Linked DNA regions of Homo sapiens: region 1 is linked to region 2. A link is an interaction called in ENCODE POLR2A ChIA-PET data of the cell type or tissue named here. Cell type or tissue: endothelial cell of umbilical vein. All regions are shown on one strand.

Region 1 (4,000 bases), 190 kb before region 2:
CAAGAAAAAAAAACACGATGGAGAGAAAACAAATTAAATAAAAATAAAAGGTAATTTCAACTTTAAAAAAAAATGGGCCAGGCGCAGTCGCTCACGCCTGTAATCCCAACACTTTGGGAGGCCGAGGCGGGCGGATCACGAGGTCAGGAGATCGAGATCACGGTGAAACCCTGTCTCTACTAAAAATACAAAAAATTAGCCGGGCGTGGTGGCAGGCGCCTGTAGTCCCAGCTACTCGGGAGGCTGAGGCAGGAAAATGGCGTGAACCTGGGAGGCGAAGCTTGCAGTAGCCGAGATAGCGCCACTGCACTCCAGCCTGGGCGACAGAGCGAGCCTCTGTCTCAAAAAAAAAAAAAAAAAAGTCTACAAATTGCACTGTTTGCCAAATCTTCTAGGAAAGAGCTAAAGATATCTAAAGAAGCTGTCTACTCATAGGCATTGACAACATAAAAGAGAAAGCAAAACAAACAAGCATACTAAACTCCCTAGGGGGTTTCAATTAATCTTCTTTATTGGAAAATAAATAGTAGCACACAATGGCTAATAATAACTGAGTGTTTATAATGTGTCAGGCACTGTTCTAAGCATTTCATATGAATTAATTCACTTAATTATCACAGCAATCTATGAAATAGGCACTTTGATTACCCCCATTTTATAGACAAGAACATTGAGGCACAAGAGTTTAAATAACTTTCAACATTCACACAGCTAGTAAGCGGCATTGCCAAGATTCAAACAGGTGTCTGGCTCCAGAGCACCATCATCAAGAGCTGTTAGATCTCCTTGCTAGAACCATCTATATCTGGTCATTAGCCAATCACTTCATTTTTTCGCTTACTCAGTTGTGGCCTCAGAATCTGTTCTCAACGAAGCATTCTAGGTAGTCAACATCAATCGATTAGATTTAGATTTAGCACAGATTAAAACTACTTGTCATTCCTAGTGCACATTGTTGCTTTTTAGTGAGTTCCTGCTCCCTAACAAAGACTAAGAACCTCAAGTGTTTTTGTTTTGATCGATAAATGAACAATTAGAAGAGTTATATGCATGTAAGGATAGAGAATTTAACCAGATATTTGTGATGGTTTCAATAACCCCCACTTTCTCTCTTAAGGATCTACTCATTCCCTGCCATTTATCTACAGATCTTGCAAACACCCAGCTCAAGCATGCCCACCTCTGCCTGCCCCACCTTGGCAGTGCTGATCACTCCCCCTTCTCAACACCACTGTGCTAGGTATAGGTCCCTGGTACTGTGCCGCAAAATTTGCTTACATGTATGTCACACACCAGACCGTGAGTATCTTAAGAGTAAAGATCATCCATTACAATGTCCAGACCTCTGTGCAGTTGATTTCAGGCTTTGAGAGGAGGCAATTTCATTGAACTAGTTCACAAAGTAATAAGTGATGTATTTCAGGAGTATTCTTATTTTTCAAAAGAGGTCAATGTAATATATCAACATCTTTTAACATTATGTGCTTGCAAGTCCCCTAATCTTCTTTAATTCTTTACACAACTCTATGAACCATTATTACTGTATCCATTTAACAGATGAGAAAACTGAGGCACAGAACAAGAAACTTACCTAAAGTCACACAGCAAAGTGGCAAAATCAGCATTCAAACCTTGTCTATCTGACTGAAGCCTTCACTCTCGACCACTGTGTGATGCTGCCTCTCAACAAATTAATGTCCAGCAGTGAATGTGCACTGGAACATTTTGGTATGTAAAGGAAGGTCTCTGGGGCTGCGGATGGGCCAGGATCTGCTCTTCTATGATCTGCCTCTAGTCAGTTCTTCAGAACTGTTCCTACACTGAATATCTCTTCCTTTCCACCACTTTCGAGAACAGAGATACCCCAGCAAACCTTAAGTTCTGCCACAGTGCCTGTCAGAGTAGTGCCTAGTGGAGGCAGGAACAGCTACCTGCCTATAATACAAGAGAATGGAAACTGGAAAAATCACTGGACAGGGTAAGTTACCCTGTGGCCTTCACATAAAATGAAAGTCACACCAAAAGGAGAAAAGAGACAAGGCAGCCTCTGTGGTTTCACAGAATAACAGAACGGGAATCTGATGGAAAGGAGATTTCTCTTGTCTCCTTTCCAGAAATCAGAGAAAGAATCTGATTTCTCTTGTCACTGACCTAAAAGAAATAGGCATCCTAGGATCTCATTTCTCTGGGAAGTATTTTATTTCAACTAAATTACTTAGATTCTTAACATTCCTAAGGAAATAATCAGAAATGAGAAATGCAATAACAATGTAATTGGGTTCATATCTTTACTTTAAATTCATATACCAGTTAAACAAACATTTACTGAGACCTCCTGACTACCAGGCATTGTGCCAGACACTGGCATTAGGGATAATACATAATTCATTCCCCACTTTAAGGTAGTTCACAACTAGCTTTTTGGTAGAAAGTTGACATTTCCTAGTCACAGCACTGACACATTGAAAAGGAGCATTTCTTCCTTTCACATATCTTTCCAAATTAAGTTTTGTTAATGGATTTCGGCATTATAAAAGGTGATAGAAAATATAGTCAGGGAAGCAAGCTAACAGGCTATATACTACTTTTAACCCTCACAAATAAAAGAAAATGGTAGAACAGGAAAGCTAAACTAAAATGTAACTACAACTTTACCTTTTCCCATTCCTATTTGTATATTTTTTTCTCATTTGCACTGGCTTTGTTTAGGTTTTATTCATTCATTCATTTAACAGACATATATCACCTTCTATATGTCCTGGACACTGACAATATAACACTAAACATACAAAAATTCCCACCCTTGTTTTTACCTTCTAGAGACCATAATCAAAATAAACTATACACAGTAACATTCTTATCCGTTTCCCTTATATGCTTGTTCACTCTAGAAACAAGCTGAGATTTTATAAACAAAACAAAGCAAAACAAAAACAAAAAACTTGCAAAATTCAATTCTCTGGGATGTTCAGGCAGTCCATGAAAAATACAATAAAATAAAATAATTCAATTCTCCAAAAATTGTACATTATTCTTTTCATTTGTAATTCTTTAAAGCTGAATATGCAGACTTATTGGATATCTGTATTTAATTCTTTTATGAACTTCCTATTCATGTGCTTTTGCTATTTTTCTATTATTAGTGTGTTAATTTTTTTGTTATTTTTTACAGAACTTTACAATTAAGAACAGCAATGTTTGGTCATACATATTGCAAAACATTTCTTCCAAGTTATCATAATAAAAGTCAAATTGAGCACTGGAATTTCATGAATCTGCACATACCGTGTTATTACAAAACCAGATAATGTCCCCTTCATTACCAGTGTAGAAAAGTATTGATCCACCATTTTTCTTCCAGTATTTATCAGCTACTAGGTACCGCTGATTAAAAGTTTTCACAGTATTAAATCCAAAATGATCAACCTGTGATAAAAACAAAACAAAACATATTTCAAAGGAAAGTAATAAAATGAGATCAACATAAAGGTAATTAATTCTTCCATTAAAATCAATCTCTACTACAAAAATAATCACAAGAAATTTTAAACTTCACTGTTTTATTATTAATAGTAATATCGATATTATTATTTTGAAATCATTTCCTTATATTATAAAATAAAGTAATATTTGCTATTGGTGATCAAGATTTTCAATGTAAAAGAAAAAATACAATTATAAAATCAAATAGCTACTTAAAAACATAATGTTAAAATTGAATTGTAAATACAATGTGAACCCTTTTTTAATTTTTAATGCATTTTTAATTGGCAAATAAAATTTTACGTATGGTGTATATAACATGATGTTCTGAAATACGTATATGCTGTAGAATGGCTAAATTGAGCTAATTAACATAAGCATTACCTCATATATTTATCATTTTTTGTGATAAGACCACTTAAAATCTACTCCCTTAGCAATTTTTAAGTATATAATACATCCCATTATTTTTCAAAATACAGTTTTCCATTACTATCTGAATTTTCATTGTACAAAC
Region 2 (4,000 bases):
AGGCATGAAATTATAGAGCTTTGTTTTAAAGTGATGAATATGATCCTTCATCAATTCTAAAAATACTTTTTCTTACATTTTTGACTGGTTGGAAACTAGGATGCATTTTATAATGGCATCTTAGCATTTTGTGATAGTGTATTAGGAACCTCATTTTCTTTTTCTCAGTGGTACATAAAATACTTGTACATGTTAGAAATGATGGTGACATAGATTCCATGAAATGCAATCATTTGGTGTGGCTGTGGTAATAAGGGTTGGAAAGGTTGCAGTGAACCGAGATCGCATCACTGTACTGCAGCCTGGGCAACAAAGCGAGACTCTGTCTCTTAACAGCTTTTGAGTCCCTGTGTGGTTCAAACTAGCTAGGTGCTCACCAAACCTATTTTGTTTTCTTCCTGGGCAAACAGGCCTTTCTCAGTTGTTACTGGGTCACAACTAAATTATGGGGTCACAAACTAAATTATAATCAATAGATTGAGGACAGAAGTGATATAAGCCACTTTCAGACCTGGCCCATGGAATCCTTCCATGTGAGATCCTTCCATCTCCTTCTCCATCTGCAGGTTAAAAGGAGAAAGCTCTAAGAACAGAGGAGTCACAAGATGGAAGGAGCCTGGGTGCCCGAAACATTAAAGGCAGCTTAGCCAGGAATAACCATGTTGAACTGCTGTACACACAAGAAATAAACTTCATTTTTATTGAGCCACTGAAATTTGGGGGCTGGTAGGGAAGTTACCTGCTCTAAAACCTCCTGGTTCCGGCTGTACCTGTTCTTTTCATGGTTACATAAAATACCTCAGTATCCTTCCCACACATTCTCTCTTTACCCCAATTAGAGTTGGGTTGCTTCCGTCCATAACTTAAAGAGTTCTAACACAGCCAGGAAGAATGAAGAGCTATCATTTGAAGCGGCAAGAAGGTGGAAGTAAGCAACGATCCCTAAGTGTCTTGGGAACACCTAGAAAATTTGTCAGAACAGGGTAATAATTCCAACAAACTGATGACAGTCCACGAAAGACCCTTTTCACTTTCCAAGGGCTTCTAGCTTTAAACTCATAAAGCACTTACAGTTAAAAAAAAAAAACAAAAACCCTCTTCCCCACCCTCATTTCATTCTCAGAAGCATGTATGAAGTTGTAATAGCCCTGACGTATGGTTTACCTACTAAGATACCCTCAGGAGTTCTCATCTAGCAAGTGAGATACACCTTATTTATCATACATAGCCAGCTCTGCTGTCCCAGAATCTATTGGAAAATGAATCACACATAGCTCTAAGAATTCAAATAATTACTCTGGGGTAAATAGTTCTGGGTATGAGTGTACAACCCTGGCTAGAGTTTTCAAAGATAAATATTCAACAATCACCAAAGCTTCTGGTAGCATTTACAATACTATAAATGAGATTACAAAAATAAACAGGAGAATGATGCCACAAATGCCTCCTTGAGCAATAATCAGGTTTGCCAGGAACTGGAGACCAGTGATGACAGAGCAGGCCTCCTGCTCAATTTCCAGAAACATTTCTCTTTGAGCCAAATTTGGTCTTTAAGAACAAGCTCTGGCATCTGTAAAACACGCTACAGGCTTGTTATAAAGCCCATTTATACTATATATTGAGTTACGTGACTCAGAACAGCAGCATGAAGCTGGGATTGTCATCAGTCCTTCCTTTTCAGCAATAAAAACAGGCTCAAACAGATCAAGTGCTCACAGCCCCAGGATTTGTGACTTGAGCCAAGACTTAAGCTCTGATCTCCTGACCTCGGATCCTCTATCCATTTCGCTATAGCCCAAACTATGGAATACCAGGGAAGAGAAATGGCCTGGCTAGAGGAGACTTTTCCCCACTGCCATAATTCATCAACCCATGTTGGAAGCTAGTTTTCCATGTTGCATGCAGCCATGTGTGGGAACTTAACAGCAAGGGCTAAAGGGCCTGAGAGAGATGTCTGGCCTGCCTCCAAAGCCAGCTGGGAAAACATTCCCTGACAAGACACTGTGCCCACAGGGGAACACGAGAGAAGAAGGAGCCTGAGGCAGCAGATTAGAAGTGCTGAGCCTTCCATGTGATCCTGTCTTAATCTTATAGTTCAAGGCCTCTAAGAACCAGTTGACAAGGTCTCTCAGAACTGCAAAGATAGAATCTGGAGCAAATGAGCTGAAGTTTTCCTTTGTTGGGGAGGGAGAAGGGATCCACTACAAACCTAGCTGACCTCAATCAGCATTCTCTCAGATGATTTTTATGAGCCACTTCTAAAAGACAAATTGCCAAGATCAAACACTCATACATTGACTGGGAAAAGAGACAGTGAGGTGCAAGGCAATATTAATATATTAATGTTTTAGTAAAAAAACTTTCCCTGTGACTTGGTGATCTACCACCTCAGAGAGAAGACACAGGGAACTGGAGCTGTCCTTCAGTGTGTTAGAAAAGTTGAAGAGCTGGCCTCCCCTAACTATCATGAATCCCCTGGGCTCCATAGATGGAAGGGAGGCGTCTATGCCCTGCACCCTGGGTGGTTCCTCCAGAAATAGAAACTCTAGTGTTTTGAAGGAGCATGAAGTAGAGGAAGGAGCCTTAAACCACTGTTTAGTCTCCTTCCAGCTGTGACCTTAAGCAAGTCACAACCTCTTTGAGCCTCAGTTTTTGTACTTATAAAGCCAGGATAAGAACACCTACATTACAGGATTGTGGGGAGGATCAAATAAAATTATAAATGCAAAGGGCAGAGCACAGCTGCTCAATTAATGGTTAGTGCCTAACTTTTGCCCCTCAACCTCCACTTCAATTTCTTAGTATTGAAATTGTATATTTAGTAATTCTAATCCTTAGTAACTCAGCGGTACTTAGTAATTTTGAGAAAATCACATATATTACCCAGTGTCTTGGCAATTTCACTTGCTTTTTTGAAGCATAACCATCTGTGACTTTAGTTGTGAGCATCTCCAATAACTCTGGACCCTTGAGTCTCTTACTAATCTGCTCTATGCTTCCTAAATGCCTTCAAAAAAAAAAAAATCTAACCCACAGGTCCCTTTTTAACCTTATAATCTTTCTCTAATCTGGAAGAGATTCTAAACCTTATAGATATTTGACAAATTGCTGGGAACTTAACTGTCATATATGACTAAATTTTCCATAAGACTTAAAATAAAAAGTTTGCCAAAGTTTTAATGACTTTAATAAATAAGTGGCCAAGTGTTATGGTTCATGCCTGTAATCCCAGCACTTTGGGAGGCCAAGGTGAGTGGATCACTTGAGGTCAGGAGCCTGAGATCAGCATGGCCAACATGACGAAACCCCGTCTCTACTAAAAATACAAAAAGTAACCAGGAGTGATAGCATATGCCTGTAATCCCAGCTACTCAGGAGGCTGAGGCAGGAGAAACGCTTGAACCTGGGAGGCAGAGGTTGCAGTGAGCTGAGACTATTCCACTACACTCCAGCCTGGGTGACAGACAGAGGGAGACTCTGTAAATAAATAAATAAATAACATGCTTATGACCATAGGGACAACAGGAAGGATGAGGTTCTTGTGGTCTTCTTCATTATCTTCCTGGAGTCATTTCCTCTTAACATCCTCTCATCCTAGACAGGGTCAGGTGCCCCTCCTCTATGCTCCAGTAGTTATCTCTATGTACACTGCCAGCATTATGACCATACTGTATGATAATCATCTCTTTTACGTCTCTTTCTTTAGCCTACAATCTCCTTATAGTCAAAAACAGTGTGCTGTCAAATCTTGATTGCTACTACCCATGAGCACAGTATCTGGCATATAATAGATATAAAACTTGTGTTTGATGAATGAATAAATTAGGTTTTTAGATCTGGGAGAAACTTTAGAAATAACCTGGTCTAATACAGGCCTTCATTTCACAGACAAGAAAGCTGAGCCTGTCCCTGGTCATCTAGGTGGCTAGGAAAAACAACATTAACAACAACAACAAAAAAGAAAGTTGAGGCCACGCATGGTGGCACACCTCTGTAGTCC

What was found. ChIA-PET counts read pairs that join two places held together with the same protein. Peaks named below come from ENCODE experiments on the same cell type or tissue, not always from the same donor. Only the 100,000 strongest peaks of a DNase experiment are listed, where the experiment ranks them.
Region 1: POLR2A ChIA-PET joins it to region 2 with 5 read pairs; 3 of 35 experiments call an interaction of 5 or more read pairs at or near these places.

The regions. Positions count from the first base shown.
Region 1 is chr11:82,856,692-82,860,691 of GRCh38, forward strand. PRCP (prolylcarboxypeptidase) reads right to left here. Exons shown (of 9, transcript NM_005040.4): 2 at 3,286-3,426. Among named protein-coding and RNA genes, the nearest start is that of PRCP, 42 kb to the right of the region's middle. RefSeq lists an enhancer at 1,369-2,568. In endothelial cell of umbilical vein, no CTCF peak of the experiment used is centred here; a DNase peak (open chromatin) is centred at 2,300; H3K27ac peaks cover 2,829 bases.
Region 2 is chr11:83,050,610-83,054,609 of GRCh38, forward strand. All of the region lies in intron 1 of RAB30 (RAB30, member RAS oncogene family), which reads right to left. Among named protein-coding and RNA genes, the nearest start is that of SNORA70E, 11 kb to the left of the region's middle. In endothelial cell of umbilical vein, no CTCF peak of the experiment used is centred here; a DNase peak (open chromatin) is centred at 1,862; H3K27ac peaks cover 1,971 bases.